Linked DNA regions of Mus musculus: all the other regions are linked to region 3. A link is a loop called in an ENCODE intact Hi-C map of the cell type or tissue named here. Cell type or tissue: left cerebral cortex. All regions are shown on one strand. Each heading gives the region's core, and the rest is flanking DNA. Links, peaks and the distances in the headings are about the cores only. Region 1 overlaps Clmp (CXADR-like membrane protein). Region 2 overlaps Clmp (CXADR-like membrane protein). Region 3 holds the start of Clmp (CXADR-like membrane protein). Region 4 has its middle 30 kb from the start of Gm39319.

Region 1 (6,037 bases), core at 744-5,743, 52 kb before region 3:
TCTTGTAACTCTAGTTCCAGAAGGACTTGACACCTCTGGCCTCCAGTGGTACCTTTACATACATGCACATGCCCCCACATAGGCATACACACAAAACAATCAAGCACACAAAGAAAGAAGGAAAAGACTCATGCCTTTGCCATATTGTCCAGAACTATGTCCTGAATCCTGAAAGGAGAAGTGTACTCCTTTGCCTTAAAGAAACACTTGGAGTCAGGAGCAGTGATGGGTGCCTTTAAGCCCAGCATTTGGGAGTCAGAAGCAGGTGGGTCTCTGTGTGTTCCAGGCCACTAGATTGCATAGCAAAGTCCAGGCCAGCTAGAACTATACTGTAAAACCCTGCCTCCAAGTGGGAATGGGGGCTGGAGAGATGCTCAGTGATTAAGAGCACTGGCTGCTCTTCCAGAGGACCTGGGTTTGATTCCCAGCACCTATATGGTATTTCAGAACTGCCTGTAACTCCGATTTTAGGAGATCGGACTCTTGGCAGCACCAAGTACACAAATGATACACAGATAAAGATGCAGGTAGAATATCTATACACATATATAAAAAATAAAGTAAACACTTTGGTGGAGAAGCTGGCAAAGCAGTGTCCAACTTAACAACCTCTGGTGGCCACACAACTGTGTGCAGGGCCCAAGGGAGGCTCCTGAGACTTTGTTCTCAGCTACTTGGTCCTGGGCCAGGTTGGGCGTCACAAAGACATAGTTCTATCTACAGCCATGCTGCTGTTATACCCCATCACCACCACCTCTTCCTCCTCGTCTTCCTGTTCATCCTCCTCCTCATCTTCATTTCTTTCTCCTTTTTAAATTTTTTAAAAAGACAGGTTATCTCTACAGAGGCCTGGATAGAACTCACAGTAATCCACCTGCTTCTGTCTTCCAAGTACCAGGGTTAAATTTGTGTGCTACCAACCCTGGCTTTATCTCACCTTCCTGAGCTGGAAAGTCTCTTCTGATTAAGCCTTTTCCAGAAAAACCATGATTTCTTCTTCTCGCATTTCTCTATAATACTCTGTAGATACACTGCCCCTCCACTTTCCCCTTCTCTTCCCTTTTCTGTTGAGACAGGCTCAGGCTGGCTTTGAACTCCTGCTCCTCCTTTCTCCACCCTCCATCTTCTAAACCCATTTCCCATTTTCTTTCTCCAAGTCAGACAGTAAGCTCCCCAGGCAGGGGCGTTTCTCACGTGCACCCCACACAACATTTGCATCAACAGGCATCCCATGAATATAAGCTGACCTGATTAATTTTCAGAGGGACATGCGAATGGCTGGGAGAGTTCATTTAAATTTAAAAGCATTAGTTATTTTATTCACTTATCACTTCATGAATTAATTAAATATCAACTTTCTATTCTTGAGGTAGGTTATGAATAGCAAAGAAAACAGATCTAGTCTCTTCTCTTATAAAGCTTATAATTGAAGAAGACACCTAGGAATAAAAGAAAAAATACTTAATTACAAGTATTTAATTATACTCAATAGGATAGATTAAGTATAATCAAATACTAGCTATGAAAATGTGACAAATTTTCTATGGGAAAGATGTAGGAAGTTATGAATATATAATTCTATCTCTGAATACAGTGATTTTTTTTCCCATGCTGAGGATCAAAATCAGGGCTTGACACATGTTGGTTATACATGCTGGACAGACACACCCTTCTTGTATGAGATCTTTACACTGTCCCACTTTGAGAATAATCATTGCTTTTCCACCGTGATGAGTAAGCCTCACCACATAGGGGAGAGAGAAGTAATGGACAGGTGTTCTCTTCAACCTTTAGACATAGAGCTCAAATTGCCAGTAGCAGAGAAGCCAATTCTATTTTCTTTTAACTTATTTTTACTTTATTATTTTATGTGTGGGGCTATATTGCTTGTGTATGTGTGTGTATAGTGCATACAAGGCTTACTGAGGTCAGAAAAGGGTACTGGATCCCCTGGAACTGGAATTAGAGATGTTGCTAGCTGCCATGTGGGTGCGGGAAATCGAACCTGGATCCTCTGGAAGTGCAGCAAGTGCTTTTAACCAGTGAGCCAACCTCTCTAGCCCAAGAAACGCATTCTGTGGTCTTTAAGAAACTAGAAGACTGTGAGCCTTTCTCAACACATTTCAGTCACTGTCATTCTAAGCCTAAAGCCAAAGATACCAGACATAGGAAAAAGACCAATGTCCCTCAGGCACATAGGAACAAAGAAAAAACAATATGATCTGTTCATGCAACCAACACTGATGACGATGCTCGGGTCACGTGAGCTTCATAAACTTGCTGCATCCAATTCCCAAAAGAAAACAATAAAACCTGATCACTGTAATCCCCTACATTTGTAGACGAAAGAAGAAAAGCTACAACTCCCCAGAAACCAAGAAAGTGTTTAACAGCCAGGCGCGGTGGCACACATTTTTAATCTCAGCACTTGGGAAGTAGATGACTAATTTCAGTGAGTTTGAGACCAGCATGGGTTACATAGCGAGTTCCTGGCAGCCTTGTCTTATTTTTAATAAAAGAAAGAAAGAAAAAGCATCTAACAAATGCAACACATGTGCATCATGTTTACAAACTTTTAAGGGGTCCGAGTGAGGCTCAAAGGTTAAGAGCCACCTTAACCTCTTCTGCAGAGGACCCCAGTTTGGTTCCCAGCACCCACACTGAGTGACTCAAAATCACCTGGAACTCTAACTCCATGAGATCCAACACCCTCTTCTGAACTTCAAGGGCCCCGCCCTGCACTCAGGAACACGTACCAGCACAGGCATGCAGATAACATCATTTAAGAAATTACCAATAAACCAAGAAAGGGGTCGGATTTAAAAACAAACAAACAAGCAATAAAATAGGCAGTAAAAAGAGAAAAGAAAAAAAATAAATTTAATAATTGTCCATATGAAACTAAATCATAAAGATTTGACCTTTTAAAAACACCAAATCTTAAGGTGTACAGAAACAGCAAGATTGCTTTTGCTCATGTAATGTCCATGCTGATGGCTAGCTTTATGAAGCACCTGTTAAAACTGCCAGGGATATTATTTAATCCTTACAACAACCCTATGAGATAGGTAAACTTTATTCCCATTTTACAGATGATAATACTAAGGCTTAGAGGAGTCAATGGCTAAGTACATGTAGCTGGATGGTATAACCTGCATTTGAATACAAGATCTGCTATTTGGAGATCAGATCCCTAGCTGCTCAATATTACTTGTTATCCAGTCAGGTTACCTTATCAACTAGATAGCGGAACCTAATGGTAAGGTTCAAGCTGGGGCTTGAACCCAGGTTTCTTCCTGTCAATGCTGTCTTTGCTTTTAGAAGACACTACTTTCCCATTGAATCCTCCTACCTCTTCCTTTTAACTGAACACTCCTTTTTCTTTCTTGGAAGTTCCAGCCCCGAAATACTAGAGGAATAAATATAACTTACAGCGCCAAGGACTGAATTTCATCTCCTGCTGGGTTTAGCATTCGAAACCGCTAAGCCACAGGGAAGCCTGCCCACTCTGAGAAAAGAACATTCAAAAGCAGACTGAGAGTAATTCTCCCTTCCTAGGAATGTAGATGGTGCAAAAGACTAACCATTAGAGAGAAGAGGAGGTGGGACGAGGGGTGGAGCCGAGAGACTACAAGAACTTCACTTCATGGCTCTCTCTTTTCCCTTCCCTTCCCTTCCCTTCCCTTCCCTTCCCTTCCCTTCCCTTCCCTTCCCTTCCCTTCCCTTCCCTTCCCTTCCCTTCCCTTCCCTTCCCTTCCCTTCCCTTCCCTTCCCTTCCCTTCCCTTCCCTTCCCTTCCCTTCCCTTCCCTTCCCTTCCCTTCCCTTCCCTTCCCTTCCCTTCCCTTCCCTTCCCTTCCCTTCCCTTCCCTTCCCTTCCCTTCCCTTCCCTTCCCTTCCCTTCCCTTCCCTTCCCTTCCCTTCCCTTCCCTTCCCTTCCCTTCCCTTCCCTCCCCCCACCCCTCTCTCTCTCTCTCCCTCTCTCTGGAACAAGAGTCTCTGGGCTCTGAGCGGGAGATTCCAGGTGGACGTAAATGTCCCACAAGGCTTTGAGATGATCCATCTTCTTGTGGACCAGGACCAGTTTCCAACATCTTTACTGCACCAGAGACTTTTCTAACTCCCTGAGAAGTGGCCCCCTGGAAACCAAGACTCCAGAGTTCTGCCCTGCTCTCTGGTCAGGGTTTGACAAAATCAGAAGCAAAATTCTTATTCATCCAAGTGGTGTGAATTAAAGAGAAAAATGGAGGCTGGAGAAAATCACTCAGCTGGTAAAGCCCTTGCCTTGTTAAGCACAGGACCTGAGTTTCCGCCTCCAAACGCATGTGAAATAGCAGGAAGTGGTGGTATCTACTGTAAACCCATAAGGGCTGGGAGTGTAAAACAGGTGAATCCCTGGCATTCACTGGCCAGTCAGCCTAACTGGTGAGTTCCAGTCCAGTGGGAGACTCTACCTCAAACAAACAAAAATCCATACTGGCACTTGAGGAATAGCACCCAAGACCTCCAAGCCTCCATAGACACGTGTGGACACCTGTACAAATATGACGTGTGTGTGTGTGTGTGTGTGTGTGTGTGTGTGTGTGTGTGTGTGTGTGTGTGTGTGTGTAGACAGAAACAGAGAGACATAGACATAGAGAGGAGGTGGTGGGGAGGACAGAGACAGAGAGGAAAATGGTATTGACAAGTCAAGAGGGAGAATAAAAGTCTCTTCTGCTTGTTTTGTTATGTGGGCTGACATCTCTTAAGTGTTGGGGAGAATAGCACCTTGATAACACCCCAAGCTAGCTGCACCATTTCTATTTCCTGCATAAGGCAGATGGTGTAGGACGAGCATTCTGGAACAAGGAGTCTAGATCAAGGAAGGAGCTGTTGAAAAGGGAAGGGGACTAGTCTAAGACCTCAGTGGAAGCTGTTTCTAAACATTGTCAGGGTACACAGGGTAAGCAGTGGGGGGAAAGATTTGTTTTCCTTTCCCAGATGAATGTCAAAAATCTGCATTCCTCCAGAGTACTGTTGGAGTGATCATTTCCTTCTCTGGAAGAACTTCACCTCCAAGGTAAAAGGTATAGAAAGTTAACTTTCCCCTGTGAATTATATATAGAGAAATATTTCCCAGAAGCCACAATGGTTCAAAAAAAATATGGGAAAGAGTATTTTGAGTCTTACAGGTAGTTTTGAATCCTTCTTGGTTTTTAATTTTATGTGTGTGAGGTTAGGAGCAGCAGGGCATGGTGGGATACACTATAACCCTAGCCCTTAGAAGGTACCATTGAGATGATCAGGAAGCCAAGGTCACTTTTCCCTACATAGTGAGTTCAAGGTTACCCTGGACTACATGACAGCATGTCTCAACACACACATGAATACATGTACACACACATAAACATTAAAAAGAAATCAAAACAATTAGAAAACCCAGTGTAACACCAGTGGTCACCTGAGCTGACTGGAGTCAAACTGAAGTCCTCCCTGCCATTTACTAAGATCCTTCACTGACCTAAGCTTATTGTAATATGTGCGAATGAGCATTAGTATGGCTGTCATCAGATTAACTATAATAAATGTGAACTAGCCAGTATCTCCAGAGCTCCCAGGGACTAAACCACCAACCAAAGAGCACACATGGTGGGACTCATGGCTCCAGCTGCATATGCAGCAGAGGATGGCCTAGTCAGACATCAATGGGAGGAGAGGCCCTTGGTCCTGTGAAGGTTCTATGCCCCAGTGTGGGGGAATGCCTGTGCCAGAAAGCGGGAGTGGGTAGGTTGGTGAGCAGGGGGAGGGAGCAGGGGGTATGTATGGGTAGGGTGTTTTTCAGAGGGGGAATCAGGAAAGGGGATAACATTGGAAATGTAAATAAAGAAAATATCCAATGGGAAAAAAGATTAACTATAATAGCTCTTGTTTGAAGCACAAAGCATTGTCCCCATAGAAAAGAGATGCTTCTTGACTTATAATAGGGCTATCTTCTGACAAATTATCACATTAAATGAAAAGATCAGAAATTTCTAGTGCCTTCATATTTAACCCATAAAA
Region 2 (6,037 bases), core at 509-5,508, 65 kb before region 3:
TGTGACAGGCTGGCTATTATGTGATTTAATGTGGCTGCCCACATTAAGAACTTCCAGTGTTCTCTTTACTTACCAAGTGCAGATGGCACTAGGAATACAAAGACGTGGGCCTCATGTCCCCTATGGCCCTCAGACAGCTGATGGTTAATGATACCTTCAATTTTTTTTTTTTTTTTGGTTTTTCGAGACAGGATTTCTCTGTATAGCTCTGGCTGTCCTGGAACTCACTTTGTAGACCAGGCTGGCCTTGAACTCAGAAATCTGCCTGCCTCTGCCTCCTGAGTGCTGGGATTAAAGGCATGCGCCACCACGCCTGGCTACCTTCAATTACTTTAACAGTTAACTAACTCAGCTCCTTCCAAAGCCTCGTCCCAAGTGAGGCCAGTGACTACAGAGTGAACTGATGCTATCCGTTCTGTTTAGCAAAAACTGAAGCCATGTGGTTTATAGGAAGCACCATGGAGATAGCTCCCGTCTGGTCACCCTCCCCGCACCCCAGTACAGTGGGAAACAGATCATTTCTATTAACTATGTATGCACCAAGCTAGGTAGACAAGTTAATCTCATTGGGCACTCTGGAGGTAGATACATAATTGTCTTGCCAGCTGGGAGTCTGAGCCAAACAGAAAGAGAACTTTGATAGAGATATGTTGGGAGTTACATCCAGACACAAGTACAGGGTCGGAACCTGGAATCAAATAAGAGTTTAATGGACCACTGGTTGATATGACTGTGAATTTAAGCGCAAGGCTGCACTCCTGGCAGTATGATGTTGCAGACACAGGAGTGACAGCCCACTGCATTTTATAGGAGCCAAGCCGTTACATTAAGCACAGCTATGTGCAGTGCTAGGCATTAAAAGCTGGATGAGGCTTTGATGGAAAAAACAATAGAAATTTGCTGTCAGAGGATTGTAAGCAGGAAGTGATGAAGTTGGAGAGTCATGTCTAAAGTACAGTTAGCACAATTATAGGTGAAAGTCAGCAGGACAGAATACTACAGGGCAGTCTAACATCTGTCTTCCCAAATATTTAAAAGATGGCAAAAGAGCCAGGCTTGGAGGCCCAGGCCTGTAATCCCAGTGACAAGGGGAGCTGAAGTAGGAAGCTCACACTGTCAAGGTTTGCTTGGACTAATAGTGTGACCACAAGACCAGCAAGTTACTGGGCAATTCAGTGAAATTCCATGTCAAAATAAAGAGTGAAAAGATGGCTGAGGCTAGACCTCAGTTGTAGGTCCCTTGGACAGCATGCATAATCCTTCAACCCAGAGGGGAAAACATTTACAAAATGACAATGAACAGGACTTCTTGTGTGGGAAGGCAGGGGGCAGCACCGGATGTGTCTGAAGGGCTCCTCATGGCTTTTGTGTCAATCAGTGTGTGACTTGCTGACCTGTCTGTAGCTCACCTTACATCCTGGCTCCAGATCAGAGAGAGAGAGATGAGTGACTTTGGTGAAAAGCCTGCAACCTCAGCTGAGTGAACATCCCCGCCCCCCACTTTACGGTGCTGCCAGCCCATGACCAGAGTTAAATGAGACTCTTGTGAGTTCTTAGCCTCCAAACTTATTGCGGCGTCAGGGTTCATGGATGTCCACGAGCAAAGCAGCTAAATGAACCTTATAAGTTCAATGGCACATTATCCGATGCTACATTTCACCGGCACCTCCTCTGGACCAGTACCTATGGGTACCAATTTTTTTTTTAACCATACTCAACATGATTTTCTATGTCTATGTGTGCAAGGGGGAGGGGTATGTGTACCTGTGGTATTCATGGGTTTGAGTGGATGTGGAAGTGGAAAATCAACCCTTTTTCTTTTTCCCCCAGTGTCTCTCACTGGCCCGGAACTCACCCAGTAGGCTAGATTGGCAGTTTAATAACCCTGAGGTACCTGCCTGTTTCTACCTCTCCAGCCCTGGAATTACAAGAGTGTGTATGCCATTGTACCCAGCTTTGTTGGTTTGTGTTTTTCATGACTGCTAGGGACTGAACTCAGATCCTCACATTTGAATGGCAAGCACTTTATCCACTGAGCCATCTCTTCGGCCCCATCATGATCTTTTAAAATAAAAACTTGATGTGCCATTTATATTTGTGAATTCTTCATATGGGAAAAAGGGCTTCTTTAGATTAAAAAAAAAAAAAAAACCAAAAAAACCAGTCACCTCATTGGCCAGTTGGGGATTGTTCTTTGGGGCAGGATTATAGCCCTATGGCCTAAGTGATTCAACCATAAAATGATACATTGGGAGATCTCCAGCATCTTCCCGTATGTATCACAGATAACGGAATGAATCATGTGGTTCCCTTTTAAGAGACATTAACAATATCTGGGGCTCATTTGTCGGTGTTGCGGGGCTTTTGTTTTGCAGTGCTGGGGAACGAACCCAGGGCCTGGCACATGCTGAGCAAGCACTGTGCCACTGAGCTACACCCAGAGTCTGCAGGTAATATGTTGATAGACTTGTTAGCAGTGCTGCCTGACAGCAGAACGAGCTGCGGAATTCAGGAAAGTTCTCATCCACCTAGGGTTAGTCAGAGGCTGCAAAGGGGAGCCTCCTACGTTAACATTAAACTGAATGTTCAAAGCATTTGCCATTATGAAGAATATATACTCAGCAAATTTATGCCATGAAGAGTATAAAGTACAGAAAAACACGTACTCTTGCATGCTGGTGTGTTTCGTCACCATTCTGAGCTCTTACGGTTTACACTAAGGGTCTAGTTTTGTTTCCTTGTGTCCTTCACTTTCCCAGTGTTCTTGGAAAGACTGGAAAGGAACTTATCTATAGGGTTACAGTGCTCCTTTCTGCTCTGTAGATGTTTTAATCCACAAGGGGGCAGAATTCACTCAGGGAGAATTAACAAATAGCCAACCTTGGTTTCTCCTAACAAAGCTCATAACTGACAAAGAATTATAGACTCTCCTGGGCTTAGGCTTGATCAGCACTTTGCTGCATGTGGTGTCTTGTGTTAAAACTGCACACACTTAATTCCCAAGGGCCCATGCAACAAATGAAAACCTTAGGAAATAGCAGGGCTTTCAGAGGAAATTTATCCAGGAAATGGGAATTAGCAGTGTTTTAATAACTTTAAAATAAAAAAAGAAATTGTGTTTTTGTGTGTTTTGTCTGTAAGTATGTATCACATGTATCTATCACATGCTCACTTGGAGGCCGTAGAAGAGGGTGCTGGGTCCCCTGGAACTAGAGTTAAGGCATTTGCAAGTCACAGTGTGGGTGCTGGGAACCAAAGCTATGTCCTCCGTACGAGCGAGCAGCCAGTGCTCGTAGACTGAGCTATATCCCCAGCCCCTGGTTTTAATGAATTTTAACATCTCAAGATTAATATTTCACTCTCTGTAACTAAAACAGATGTTTGCTTTGTTTGTCTAAGACCAAAAATATTTATTTTAATTGCAGAATATATTATAAGAAAAAAACAAAACAAAACAAGTTACTCAGTAGATGTGACATAAAAACAAAAAGGGAAAAGACTAAAACCTGTCCCAAGCCAGATGGATGGCAGTGGCACAAGCCAATCCCTGCATTGGGGACACAGAGGCAGAGACAGATCTCTGTGAGTTCAAGGACAGCCTGGTCTACAGAGTGAGTCCCAGGACAGTAAGGGCTACACAGAGAAACCCTGTGTCTCAACACCAAACAAACAACAACAATAAAACCCACAACTTGTGCCAGAGCCACATGCATGTAGTGCCTACATTTGGAAGGTAGGGGTAAGAGGATTGCTTAGAGTAAAGGTAAACTTTTCCAACCAAACCAAACCAACCAACTAACCAACCAACCAACCAACCAACAAAAGACCAAAGCATTGGCTGGAGAACTGGCTTATCAGTTAAGAACAGTTGCTGCTCAGTTATGACAATCAACATTTGGGTCCCAGCATCCACATCAGGTGCTCACCAGCACCTATAACTTCAGCTTCAAGAGAACTCTTCTGATCTTCCCAAGCACACACACACACACACACACACACACACACACACACACACATTAAATATAATTAAAAGCCAAAGAACAAAGCACAACAGAAATCTGCCCTGATGCTGAGAGGTCAGTTAAAGGCCCCAGGCACTTTCAGCCTTGAAGTTTAGATTCTGTTCTAGGCCAAGAATCTACCCTATCTATAAAATCATGGAAGATGATGGTTATTTGGATTCTAGAACCTTAAACAAGAGCAGGCGTGTGGAAGGTCATCTAAGTCACTGTCATGGATTCAGGCCATGAATCAAGGTAGTCTGCCAAGACGTGTCAGACATACTCTGATTATAGCTGAGAATATGAATCACAGGGAGACAGTCCTGAGATCGTGACAGTGGTGTGGAACACCACCTTTTTATTATTGTATATCACACACTCGGGGATACCGACCGATACCACATTTCCTTAGACAAATACCAAATCCCCTGTTTCTGTGAGTGCCACAAAGCAGCAAGGACTCTGACAACATAGCTGCCATCCAAAGCGGAGTGACAGGAGCACATCATTGTTCACAAATCGAAGTGGCACTCTTGTTGTGTTAGGCACTGTCAAGGGTGGAGGATTCCCTTTTGTCTATGAAAAGACCACAGCCTGACAGAGAAACACACAGACACCAAATCACACACACTGTGCAATGACCATATTTGAGGGCCGGTAGTTCTCTAAGAACTCAGAGGGGGAACATCAAAAACAGGGTTGGGTCTACTTTGGCCTTTGAATTGGTTGACATTCTAGCAGCTGTAAATGACAAGGGATGGCATGCTGTAAGCTGTGATTAACAGTCAGACCGCTTGGTATACCTAAGTCACCAAGCCGACCGTAGCACAGGCACATGAGACCCTTCATCCTGACATGTTGTCAGAGTGTGGCAGTGGGGAGGAGGAAGATGACTGGCACGCATGCTTCGCCACTGCAGACTGGAAGCTGGCCGGCTATCTAGGAATTAGCTTTTTTGTTGTTTGTTTGGCCTCGCACTCAGGCATTCTTTCTGCCTTAGCCTTTCAAGGGCTGGGGTTTCTAGTGTGTGGCACCACACACTAGAGGTTTTATCCTCATTTCTCAAAAAATAACGACCAAAGGAAGGGTATCACCCTGCCCATAAAGACCAGGCCACTCAGAAACACAGCAACGCTTGAGATTTTCCTTCATCCTGTGTGTGTGTGTGTGTGTGTGTATGTGTGTGTATTCCGGCTCACATATGCAGGAACACATACATGCACATCCCTGTCCTCTGTGTGCATGCCTATGTCAACCCACAGACCAGGGAGGCTTTGCCTTTGACTATGAATGACACTTACAGAGATCCAGATCTTACCCTGGCTTATTTCCTCAGCATATCTATTTACAGCCTCGGTCTCATTCCAAATGTTAAGGCACTTTCATATCTAAATCTTTTATTACTGTCGGAGGAGATCTGAACAGAAGCGGGAATTCAAAAAAAAACACTTACTGGGAGTGACAGTGGATATAGTTAGGGACCCATGACAATGAGGGACTGAAGGGATGTCAATGGCTGAAATCCACATCCATATGAAAGCTTCGATTGAGTGTCTGAGTGTCTGTCTATCTTTCTTATTTTACCTTCTTATCAAAGCTGGTAAAACGGAAGGTGACTGCTTTGAACTTCACCCCTTCTCCTTCCTCAGTCACTTTCTTTCTTTTTTTTTTTTTCAGACCGTCTCAGCAGAGGAGGATTTGTAAGGGAAGTGGGTTCTGGAACTTTCCTTCTTCCAGTCACTCCTGTGACCCACACCCAAGTGACTCAAAGGACTGCATCATGCTGTCTGCTGTCTGCTGTCTTTACTCATGGTTTTCCTCACATGATCTAACTGTGAGTCCTGAGCTTGTCTTGCTAATTTGTCTTCTCAGTTCCATCCGAGCTAAAAACCAACATGGCCTGACCTCCCTTCCTGCACACCCGGGCATGGGGCAGAAGAGTATCGAAGGACAAGACGTCATCCGCACGAAAATCACCCGTGTGCTTTATCATCCACGATGAGTGTCCCCCAGTCCAGCTTCTGAGTAGCATCCCT
Region 3 (6,037 bases), core at 402-5,401:
ATTCACGGCCAGTCATTCTTTCTCTCCTCCCAGTCTTTAGTTGTGAGAGTGCCCAAGAAAGCAAGCATGTGGGGAATTAATCCAGCTGCTTACTTTCCTTATCAAGGAAGTGATTACACCTAGCAAGCACTTAATGAAGAAGAAACAAGGGCTGGAGAGATAGCTCACTTGTTGCTCTTTGCAGAGGACTGGGCTCGGTTCCTTGCACACATCCATACCTCCAAACTACAAACCATTCATAACTCCATTTTTTGGAGGATCTGATGCCCTCCTTAGCCTCCAGGAGCTTCAGGCACATGCACGGTACACATATACACAAGCAGGCAAAACACTCACACATGGAAAGTAAGTACATCTAAAAGTGGAATTAAAAAGCAAATAAAGAAGAAACAGTGAATAAGTATGTCCTCTGATCTCTGCCTCAGTCAGACCCTTTCTCATAAACTGAGAGAATGGCTGCCATCAAGGGTCACATCCAGGCCTACCTACCAGCTGACTCCAACCACTTGAACTAAAGTCACTGTTCATTTTTCATGGCACACCATGTGCAGTCTACCTTCAAATCCCACATCTGTTCATCGTGAGCTTGTGGCTTTGTTGAAGTTACCTGACTTCTGTACACCTTGCTTTCTTCATGTGCAATATGAGTTTAGGCCTACCGGGTATCCAGTAGGGCTGACTCGAAGAGCAGAGGCGTTAATGAACTCATTCACATGAAAGTACTCAGTATAAAAAGGACTCAGAGGCTAGTTGGCTCCAATAAGGTAGTTCTGAGTTTGATTCTACTACACATCTGAGTATTGGTAGCTTAGAGGTGCCTCTGGGAGGCTGACAAAGGTGCCATCTAGCTATGCCAGTTGTGCTGCAACAATTGGCCAATATCTCAAAGAGCTTGGAAAAGAGCCCCTCCCCTTCTCTCCTTGGGCTGTAGCTCTCTCTCTCTCTTTCTATGCCTTAGCAGCTATCAGCCTGGGGGCGGCACACGGGCATGCCAACCAATGTGTAAGTTTTCAGCGACTGTCTACAAGCTGTAGTCACTATGCCAAGTGGCTTTTCAATTCTCCTTCACCTCTGCTGGTTTTTCTGGGTTCCAGCCTCCATCTAATTCATGGAGATACTGGCTCTCAGGCCTGGAAATGCCCGAAAAACGGTCTCATTTTTGGGGGGGGGGGAGCTAAGCAAACAAAGCTCTACATAGGGAGCTGCCCAGAGTCACCTGGCCAGTCAGTTCGGGATCCGCTGGTTACTTCTCTGCCAGCCTCAGGGGGCAACCACGCCTACCCTACTCTGAATGCCTGCTAACTTTGGGGTTTGACTCCAGGTGGACAAGAGCCCTGCTTCTTCACACACACACTTGGACTTTGTTCAGTTGTCTTGCTGCCTTCCAAGGGCCTGGTCCCTCACAGGTTCACAAACCTCCTCCAGCTCTTTCCATGTACCCCTTCTGTGCCCTGGCCCACAAAGCTGCCAGGTCCAGCCCAGGAATGTCAGCCAGCCTGTGTCTTAGGGCACCCCTCCACACCCCCATCCCAGCCTCAGGAGACCCGCCTGGTCCTAAATGAGGACCACCCAGAAGGGCTCTTTCTGCCCCGGAGCCAGGTTCAGGAGGGGCAGAATATGCTTTTCCCTCTGTTGCCTCCTTTGCTGCATTGGTTTCAAGGACTCCAGGCTCCCTTCTCTCAGGCTTGTCTTCACATTCCTGTCCTCCGTTCTCTCTGCTTCTCTGGCTCTTTCTTTCTCTCCTTCCCTGGGTCGCGTTCAGCCTGCATCTTCTGGGGTCACCTGGCTTTTTGGTGCTTCTTTCACCCTGCCCTGTTTCCCTCTATACCCTTCTCTTCTTCCTTCTCTCCTCCCTCTCCCTCCCTCTTCCCCTTCAACACATCTGTTTCTAATCTGAGCGCTCAGAGGCGCCTGTTTGAAACAAAAAGCTCCCCCCACCCTCAAAACCTGGCACAGAAAACCCTGGATGAACCTTCCCTCCCCAGCTCTCCACTTTCCCCTGGTACTCCTGAAACCAAACCACGCGCTTGAAAAGTACCCTCTCCACGAAACGGTTCTCCGCCAAACTCCACCAGGAAACGCCCCCACCCCGTAGCTGGCTGGAGGGCCCAGATGTGTGAGACATTTCGATGGCCGACTGGGCGGTCCTCGGCTGCCAGATGCGCCCCTCGGTGGCGCGGAGGCAGAGACCGAGTGGTTGCCGCACTCCGGGACTGCGGGGACCACGGTGCTGAGGGCGGGTCTCCACCCAAACGCAGGGTGGCGTTTCCCCAGGGCCATCCAAACTCCCGCCCTCCCCAAGGCACTCACCTAGCCAGAGGAAGAAGAGGGACATCCCGATCTCCGGACACGGGCACTTCCCGGCTCAGCGCAGCCTGGCTGCAGGGCGACCGAGCCCAGCCGACGGACCTTCTGTGAGCAGGGCGCGGCGCCTCGGGGTGCGCGCGGGGGGCTGCAGCCATGTGCGGGCGCTGGCCCCGCGCCCGGGTCCCCTGCGCGCTGCGCTCCGGGGGCACCGAGGGCTTCTAGCCCTGGCTCCACCAGCTCGCGCCGGGACGGGGGCCGGGCCCAGGGTTAGGGAGGAGAAGGCGAGGCGGCAAGGAGCTACCGCTTCGTGGAACACTTTTCCCTGTTTGGAAAGAAAACCGACTGGAGAAAGAGGAAAAAAAATGAGCTGGAACCACACGGCTGCCTCCTACCGCAGCCCCTCCCTCCATCCCTCCCCTCGCCCTCCCTTCTCTTCGCTCCCGCCCTCCCTCTCTGCGTTTGGGGTTAGCTGCTGGGGCTGCTTTACCTCCCACCCGGGAGGGAGGGCCGCGGCCCGGGGTGATCGAGGGGGGCGCTCGGTGCCAACTGATGCGGTGCAGGAGAGAATCCGCAGCACTTGGGCCAAGAACCGGTGGATGCGGCCTTTTCAATTCTGTCTTTTTTCTCCTTGATCTCTCTAATCTCTCTGCTCTTTTGTATATTTTTGTCTCTCACAATGCTTTATGCCTCTCTCTCTCTCTCTCTCTCTCTCTCTCTCTCTCTCTCTCTCTCTCTCTCTCCTCCCCCTCCCGAGGATGACTGGGGTGGTGGTAGACAGGGTCGCACTCTGTAGCTCTTTGTTGGTCTGGAAGTCTATGTAGACTAGGCTGGTCTCGAACTCACATAGATATACCTAGTGCTGAGCGCATCACTACACCAGATCTTGTTCCCTTTCTTGCTCTTGTCTCCTCCTTTCTTCCTCTCTCTTCTTGTTTCCCCCAGCCTCTTATTTCTCTTCTCCTTCCAGGTCTGGTTAGGTCGGTATGAAATCACTAGGGGCACCATATAAATAGTTTGTGCAGTACTGGGTTATTAAAACAGTTCTTCAGGCTTCCTTGTTTGGACCCTTTGCGGCTCACATGTGGCCTTTGCATTTGCTATTCATAGTCAAGTGCTGTTAAATCCGCATAGAGCTGAGCCTGCCACTCTCCTAGAGAAGTGGGAATCCAGAGTTCAAGGAAACAGTGATGCCTTAAGCTGAGGCGGGAGGATAGTCAGGAGTTCACATCCACCCTGGGCTATTTAGTGAGTTCCATGACAGCCCGAGCTAAGTGTAACCAGCCTTGCAGGGATAAAGAAGTTAGCGCTAGACACTTGCATCCTTCAGCCTGTCCATCAGACTATTAAAATAATGAATCCCAATAAGCTGGACTCCCCCCCCCCCCGCCCCCAATCTCATGTTGGGAGAAGGAAGAGTCTAATGCCTGGGTCAGCCAGAGAGAAAACTTTTTCCTTGAAAAGAATTTACAATTTGTCAGACCAACTTACTAGAGAGACAGAAGCAGGTGATGGGCAGACCACTTCCTGATTGGGAATCTGTTAGATATGAACTTGGGTTCTACTTAAGCCTTAGTCCAGAACACAGAAGATGGATTGGGGCAGCGGGCCACTGTATCTCTCTCCCTCTTCTCAACGAGGCTGATGAGATTGAATAAATCTCCTTTTTCTGTCCCACGAACACTGCATTGGAGGTGGGCAGAGGGCAAGAGACTGGTGGGCCCCCAGAGGAGAGCCTGGAGCCAGTCGCCCTTGGTGCTTAACCTCCTGTGAGGAAGGACCAGAGAAGAGAAGAGCAGCAGGGGCTGCTCAGGGCTCAAGGGCTCGGAGCTCGTCCTGGCACCTTTCCTGGCACTGCAGAAAAGATCAGTCCTTTGTAGTCCCAGCCTATGGATGTCCCTGGAGGACTGGCTGGGGCTGCTGCCACTCACCTTTAGTCCCACCACCTAGACTGGGGGCTGGGGCCAGAGCCTAATCATAACTCATATGAGCAATTAACAGTCCCCTCAGAGGCTGGCAGGCTGCCCCCCTCCAGCTCCTTTCTGGCTCTCTTAGCCCCTTAGGACTGGCATAGGCCTTCCCAGTTGTACTGAAAGTCAGTCCCATTTCACAGGCGAGAAAAGCAGAGTCTAGGAGAGACTGCACCTCTTACATCGCACCAAAGTGTTGTCAAAAGCCTGAGTTGTTGGGGTTTTAGCATATTAGCTCCAACCCTTCCCCTCCCCCATATTCTTTTCCTTCCCCACATTCTGTCCTGAGAATCCAACCCAGACTCCATGCATGGGCATTCTTATTCTGTTTTAGAGGGAAGGAAACTATCTCTTAGGAGGGTGAAATGTCCTGCTCCAGCTCAGAAATATTAAAATATCTTTCTAAAAACCAAGCATTTAAAAACACTATATTTATATTATAAAATATTTAAAAGCTTTCTTTCGTTCTGGAGTAAATGTGTGTGTGTGTATGCTTGTGTGTTTGTGTGTGTATATGTTCTATATGTGTATGTGCATGTATGTATGTGAGCATGTATGTTTGTGTGTGTAGGTGTTGTGTAGGTGCATGAGTGTATATACGTGTGTGTGTGTGTTCTGCATGTGAATGTGTGAGTACATGTTGAGATGTATGTTTGTGTGTGTATGAGTGTATTTTTGTGTGTGTATATGTTGTATTTGTATGTGTGAGTGTGTGTTTATGTGTATGTGTGTATAAGTGTGTGTGTTTGTGTGTATATGTATGTATATATGTGTGTGTGAGTATGTGTATATGTGTGTTTGTGTATGTATATATGTACATATATATGTGTGCATGTGTGTATATGTGTGTATGTGTGCCTGTGTGTATGTGAGTGTGTGTATGTGTGTATATATGTGTGTGTGAGAGAGTATGTGTATATATGTGTATGTGTTATGTGTAGGAGTGATTGTGTATGTATATGCATGTGTGTGATTGTATGTGTGTGTTTGTGGTGTGTGTGTGTGTGGGGGGGTGTTTGAGGAAGAGTCTGACAGGATAGCCCTATTTTGCCTGGAACTCACAATGTAGTTTAGGCTGGCCTTAAGTTCATAGAGAGCCTCCTGCATCTGCCTCCAGAGTGCTAAGAATAAAGGTGTGTGTGTGTGGCACCATAGGCAAATTTTCCATTTGTAATCACTTATCTAATAGGGTATATCCACAACTATGTTGAAAAATGAATTCTTCGTAAAGGCTGAGGGAGTAGGAAGGAGACTAAAGGAAAGATACTCTTTTGATATTTCTAATCCACAGCTTAAAAAAAAATGCTTGACATCTTTTCAGACACACCAAAAAGTAGGAACAACAGGACAAAAGCCTCAGGATGCCCTCTCCTTGGCTTCCCCTCGTCGTCCCTTCTTAGGAGAGGTGTGGTTTGATTCTGTACGGTTCTAAAGCATGGCTTCTACCACACTGCTATCTTTCTCACTATTGCTGCTCTGGCTGGAGAGATGTGTGCCTGAAGACAGACGTGTGTAAGTGCAGCTGACGTGTGCCTAGGTCCATATCACCCAAGCTGAGGCTATCAAGACTCCCTGGATCCCAGATTGTTAATCACTAACCCAGGTCCTTAGGTCACGCTGAGATTAACACTCACTCTCCACAAGTCCAATGTCCTGGGCCACTAGGGAGCAGATGCATCTTCCTCGGGTAGGGGTTTGCCACTGACCTAAATCCAAAGTAGAGCTTCTGGAGACAGCCTGGAGTGACATTCCACTGCCTGCTG
Region 4 (6,037 bases), core at 579-5,578, 49 kb after region 3:
GAGCGTTAGTTTTGGCCCAAGTGTGCTCATGATATTATTGGGTCCATTGAACAATTTATTCTTCACTCATTCACTTTCTCAACTATGTCACAGAGCTTGAGATTATCTATGCATACCAGAAGGGTGCTGTGGGACTTGTCACGAGACTTCCTATGCCGTGAAGATGAGGTCACACGTGGCGAGGGGAGAGTGTAGTCAGTTGCAGGCCTACTGTGTAAGCTCCAGGACCTTGGTGCAGTGGTGTGAATCTGTAATTCCAGGGTTGGGTGGATCCCTGAGGAGAGGCCAGCTGGAGAATCAGTGAAGGACTTTATATCAAAAACAAAACCAACCAACCAACCAAAGAAGACAGGAAACAACTGAGGAAAACATCCAATGTCAATCTCCAGCATTTCCTAGTTCCACCGAGCAAAGTTCACTGTGGAAAGCCCTCCCCCAGTTCTCTTCCATTCTTTATAGTTTACATACTATGCTCTGGGCTTTAAAGCACTTCTGCCTGGAAGTAACTTGGGTCAAATAACCCTGTTTCTTCAGTAGTCGGGCTTCAATAATGAGTTCTATTATTTGATTTTTTTCAAATTAATTAATTAATTAATTAATTTTTTGAGACAGGGTTTCTCTGTATAGCCCTGGCTGTCCTTGAACTCACTTTGTAGACCAGGCTGGTCTCGAACTCAGAAATCTGCCTGCCTCTGCCTCCCAAGTGCTGGGATCAAAGGCAAGCGCCACCACCGCCTGGCCAAGCATGAGTTCTAAATGTATTTTTTCCAGTTCCTGTGGTTTGTGTGTTCAAGTACCCATCAAGTCCCTATGTTTAAACTCTCACTCCCAAAGTGATGGCATTAGGAAGTGGGTGTCCTTAGGTGGTCTTAGCTGGTGAGATTGTGGGTGTGTGTACAGTGTGAACCCTCTCTATGCCTGATGAAGATACAAAGAGATCGCTAAGGAATGAGTCCTCACCAGACCCTGGAGCCACTGACACTCAGTCTCCTATGCCACCCATCCCCCCACTAGAAGAAATAAAGCTGTGTCACTTGAGTCTAAAGGTCTCCCTACAGCAGCCCCAGCGGCCTAAGACCTATGATTACAGCTCATCTGCTGTGGTGGCTCTCCAGTCCTCCCTGGGATGAAATCTTTCACTTTCATTGTCTCTAAGCCTCTAGGGAATTGAAGGGTATCAGATTGGTGGGAATGAAATCCATAGCCCGGGGGCAGCGGGGTCCCGCAGGCCTTGACCCTCTGCGGCACTTAGACTAGGCGGAGATTTCCCCTCCCCCACCTGCCTCCCGATCCCCGCCGAGAGGCAGTTTTTGATTCTGTCCTTGCCTGTGGCACAGAACTGGAGAGAGCAGCACTGGAGACCGTGCCCCTGGCTCCCCCTCTGCTAATAAATGTTTGATTGATTCTAAATGAGCTGTCACTATGCCTTGGAGTGAGAATCAAAAGCAGTGTCATCCGCGGACTGTAAAGTGACAGTCACGTGACCAGGCTGCCGCTCCGACAACAGCAGGGAGGAAGATGATTTAATTATGGGGAGGGTGAAAAGACGGAGGGGATGGCTTCTGGGAGGGGGAGGGGTTTCTGATCTGTCTCAGGGACCAGCTTTGTTCTGCTTTTTGACAACCTTTCACTTTTTTTTTTTAAATAAAACCTTCTTATTATGCTTTTAAAAACAGCACTGGTTTTGTGTCTCTGGTTCTCTTGGGAAAGAGTGACAAGGTGTGACCATCTGTCATCTATAGAAGCCTGAGTCCTGAGGAGCTTGGGACAATTCTCCAAGCAGGGAGTATTTCAGTGGGTTTTTTTATTTTTATTTTTATTTTTTTTTTAGTTTGTGTGTGTGTATGTGTGTGTGTGTCTGTGAGAGCACGTGTGTGCATGTGTGTACATTCACACAGAGGCCCGAGGTTAACCTCTGGTTCTGCTCATTGAGAACCACCCATCCTGTTTTATGAAACAGCTCTCTCACTGGGACCAGGGGCTCATTCAGGCTGGGTGGCTCGTAAGCTCCAGGGGTTTACCTGGCCATGACTCCCCAGTACTGAGATGAGAGGGGCAGGTCACCGTGCCTAGTTTTTTAAGTGCTGGGGACCAAGCTTAGTCTTTATGCCTCTGTAAAGGAGCTTTACCAGCTGAGCCACGCCCCCCAGTCCTATTTTGACTTTGCTTCTGATGGTTGTCTCAGGTTGCAGGTGAGAGATGCAGTCTCTGGAAGGCAGCACCAGAGACTGGCTACCTTCTTGGGATTCTCTGTAGATGCTTTTCATTCTCCATTCCTGAGGCCTTGGAGCAATTAGCTGCTTAAATTCCGTTAGCCTCATCTGAAAAAAACGATGCGACAGCTACCCACCCACCCACAGGTTTGGATACATGTGCTGCCAGCTGCTGCTGTATCCATAACTCCTCTGACAGCTGCCTGCTAGCTTTTATGATCATGAACCAATGTGGGGGCAAGGCCTCTGGAGACTGGAGAGGTGGCTCAGTGGTTAAAAGCATTTGATGCTCTTCTGGAAGACCCTAGTAGTATTTCCAGCACCAACGTGGCAGCTCACAACCTTTGTGACTCCATTTCCAGAGAGTCTGATGTCCTACTAGGACCAACATGGGCATTGCTAGGCAAGCACATGATACACATATGGACATGTAGGTAAAACACCCACACTCATAAAGAAATCTAAACACACACAACACACATGCATACATGCACATGAGCACACACCCATGTATTTAAAGATGGGTCAGCTTCCCCACACCCTGGGCAAAGGGCTTCTAAGTTGGAAGCCATATGGCAATAGCCATCTTGCCCCTGTTGATGATTCTAACAGTATTTGCAACACTAAATGTTACATATTATCAACCATATGTCCATTACTGCCGGAAGAAACAAAGGAGATAAAAAGGATTAAGGTTTCATATTATTACCAAAAAAAACAAAACAAAACAAAACAAAACAAAGGGTGGGGGTAGAGGAGTGCTACTTCAGCTGTACATGGCTTCTGGGGAGAAATGAAGGGCAGTGTGCTTTTGTTCCTGAAGGCTGGTCAGGGGATGAGAACGGCACGAGGTCTCATTAATACAAGCAGCTGGGGGCAAGGAAACATTCTGGAATGTTCCAGATGTGCTCCGGGAAGCAGTTATGTGTGGAAGTTTCAGGTCTGGGGCAAGAAAAAAAAAAGTCCCAGTTCAGATCCCTCAGCATATTTGTCCTGGGGTCATAGTCTGGCTCCATCGTTAACTTCTTTGTTTCTTCAGTGAAGATTTTCAAATTTTGATTTCGCACCCCCTCCCATTCCACACTTTTTTTTTTTTTTTTTGATACAGAGTCCAGGATAGTTCAAGCGGGCTTCCAGCTGCATGGGATCCTGTGCCTCCTGTCCTGGGATTATAGGCACACACTAACTACCCTGTTGTCTAGTGAACACTAGGAATGACTTATAACAAGCTACTGTGGGTTCCAGAAGTCATAATATATGCAGAAATTGTTGCTTGCTTTTCCTCCTGGTGTACCTTCTAGAGGTGAGCAGGTAAGTTTTTGAGTGTGAGCATCCTGGGAATAAGGACTTCATCTTTGCCTTCTGCTAAATTTTTTCTATCACCCACAGCCTGTAGAGTGGACCCAGCAGGGTGGCAAGCGATTCTGACACCACCTGGTGGACATACATGGAACTGCAGAGTCATAGCTCCAACAGTGCATTCTGGAACATTCTTTGCGGTGAAAGATTGTTTTTTTGTTTGTTTGTTTGTTTTGTTTTGTTTTGTTTTGTTTTTTCAAGTCAGGGTTTCTCTGTGGAGCCCTGGCTGTCCTGGAACTCACTCTGTAGACCAGGCTGGCCTCGAAGTCTTTCCACTTCTTGTTCTGACAAAAGAATTATGTTTATTGAAACTCATAGAGAATTTGTCAGTCATATCCAACATCTATCTATGATGTGAATGACCAAAGCCAACCAAATTGAAAAGCTCACCTTGACTCTTAAGACGGGCTCTGTTTCTCAAGTCAGCACACTCACGTTCACACTACTCCCGTGCAGGAACTATAACACCTGAGCCTCACTGACTGTGGTAAGTGAGACTCTATGACTTCACCTTGTGCTCTCTGAAGCACTCCTCAGCTGCAGGGCCGGACCCCAGCGCCCCCCAGGGAAACCAGATGAATCCAGAGAACAGAGCTCACATTTACAACTCAAAGTAACTTCAGCCTCGATTTGTCCTTCCTCTTTTTTCCCCTTTAAGCCGGTTCACCTTATTTTTCATAGATCTGTGGACTGTGCCTCGTTGGGGTTGAATCTACTGTTTTCCTGTAGAGCAGGAAAAGAACAAAAGTTTTCTTTTTGGGCCCTAAGGCCAAGCATGGTGGAAAGTTCCTTTAATCCCATCACTCGAGAGGTGGATTTCTGAGTTCAAGGCCAGCTTGGTCTACATATCTGTTCCAGGTCAGCAAGGACTCTAGAGAGAGACTCTGCCTCAAAAAACCAAAACCAAACCAAACCAAAACCACAACAAACAAACAAACAAACAATTTTCTTCAGATACCAAAGGATACAAGTTCCAAATATGCATGCCCATGTAAGTGGATCTTCAAGCCCTACCAGCCTGAATGCGCCAATCCTAGAAGCTAAACATGTTCTGCCCTGGCTAGTACTTGGATGTTAGGAGTCACAAGAGATTTTCCCTTCACTGCCTTTTGACTTCCAGAACTGTTGAAGGAATGGGTTTGGGCTGATGGAGCTGGAGTGGGCTAAGTTGTGGAAATGGCCAGTTGCTGTGAGACGCTGGAGTTGGTGATTCACGAAGTGAAGTGATGCCTTGTGGCTCTGATTCCTGCTCCCTGGACAGAGAAGCCCCCATTCACCCCTGACCTCCACTGCTATTCATCTAGGAAGGAGATGGGCTGGGTTGTCAAATTCCCATGCATCAGAGATATTGAAGAGGGCTTTGTGGGAGGGAGTTCTTACAGACAAATTTGGTGTTGCTGAAACATTTTTGGAACTGTTAAAAACGATGTTTGTATGACTTCAGACAGACTTTTAAATGGCAGCATGAAACATCTGCTTCTGTGGCAGAATGGTTCTTGTGGGTTTTTCTAATCAGGAAAAAAATTAGAAGCTGCCTCATGAATGCCCTGACTCAGCTCTGTGAGTCTCGTCTCCCTTCACTGTGTGACTGTGTCTATTGCTTTTAACATCCCGAAAATCGACAGGGCGTCTTTCACGTAGTGGGTCTCAGCATGAATGGAATCTGGTAAGACTGTGGTATCAGCAGTTCCTCCTGCAACCCTGCTGCCAGGTCAGGGTCTATCTTCTTAAAGTTTCTACTGCTATGATAAACACCATGGCCAAAAGCAATCTGAAGAATAAAGTCTGTGGGAGGGGTGGGGCAGGACAGGACGTCTATATGCTGGCTGTCCCAGAACTCTGTAGACCAGGCTGGCCTCAAACTCACGGAGATCTGCCTGCTTCTGCCTCCAAAGTCCTGGGATTAAAGATGTGTGCACCATTTCTGCTTTACGTTGTGCCTTGTAATCCATCATCCAGGAAAGTCAGGACAGGAACTCAAGGCAGAAACCTGGAGGCAGGAGCTGCTGGGGAGGCCATGGAGGAATGTTGCTTACTGGCTTTCTCTTGTGGCTTACTCAGTCTGCTTTCTTATAGAACCCAGGACCTGGGGGTGGCATTCCCCATAGTAAGTTGGGCCCTAAAAAACAAAACCAAAAACAAACCACCCCATAGGCTTCCCATAGGACAAGCTAGAGGAAGCATTTTATCAACTGAGGTTCTTTCCTCTCAAATGACTCCATCTTGTGTGAAATTGATATAAAACTACCCAGCTTAGAGACCTCCTTCCTGGCCTAGAAATTGGTCTCCTTCTTAGAGGTTTCAAGTTAGAACCCCAACTGTCTGGAACACCAGAGATTTACCATGTGTGGTGGAAGCTGTATCATGAAAAGAGAAACTTGGTCAAAACCAGCCCAAGTCATCATTTGTACTCATCAGCATAGACTATACAAAGTAATGGGTTTTATTCCTACACTTTCATCCAT

The links. Hi-C counts contacts between places; a loop is a spot of excess contacts. Peaks named below come from ENCODE experiments on the same cell type or tissue, not always from the same donor. Only the 100,000 strongest peaks of a DNase experiment are listed, where the experiment ranks them.
Region 1: it touches region 3 in a loop (2.2-fold over the local background); 3 of 42 quality-filtered maps call a loop at or near these places.
Region 2: a loop joins it to region 3, with 2.8 times the contacts of the local background. A loop is called at or near these places in 4 of 42 quality-filtered maps.
Region 4: a loop joins it to region 3, with 2.9 times the contacts of the local background. A loop is called at or near these places in 8 of 42 quality-filtered maps.

Annotation. Positions count from the first base shown.
Region 1 is chr9:40,734,769-40,740,805 of GRCm38, reverse strand. All of the region lies in intron 1 of Clmp (CXADR-like membrane protein), which reads right to left. Among named protein-coding and RNA genes, the nearest start is that of Clmp, 52 kb to the right of the region's middle. In left cerebral cortex, for the core only: no CTCF peak of the experiment used is centred there; a DNase peak (open chromatin) is centred at 3,496.
Region 2 is chr9:40,747,244-40,753,280 of GRCm38, reverse strand. All of the region lies in intron 1 of Clmp (CXADR-like membrane protein), which reads right to left. Among named protein-coding and RNA genes, the nearest start is that of Hspa8, 51 kb to the left of the region's middle. In left cerebral cortex, for the core only: CTCF peaks have their summits at 1,331, 2,832 (motif pointing right) and 3,705; a DNase peak (open chromatin) is centred at 2,843.
Region 3 is chr9:40,682,633-40,688,669 of GRCm38, reverse strand. It overlaps Clmp (CXADR-like membrane protein), which reads right to left and starts at 2,651. Exons shown (of 7, transcript NM_133733.5): 1 at 2,311-2,651. The coding sequence starts at 2,335. In left cerebral cortex, for the core only: no CTCF peak of the experiment used is centred there; DNase peaks (open chromatin) are centred at 957, 2,070 and 2,676; H3K4me3 peaks cover 2,027 bases; H3K27ac peaks cover 1,638 bases.
Region 4 is chr9:40,633,845-40,639,881 of GRCm38, reverse strand. No RefSeq gene overlaps it. Among named protein-coding and RNA genes, the nearest start is that of Gm39319, 30 kb to the left of the region's middle. In left cerebral cortex, for the core only: a CTCF peak has its summit at 3,650 (motif pointing left); DNase peaks (open chromatin) are centred at 1,289, 3,645 and 5,061; H3K4me3 peaks cover 819 bases; H3K27ac peaks cover 634 bases.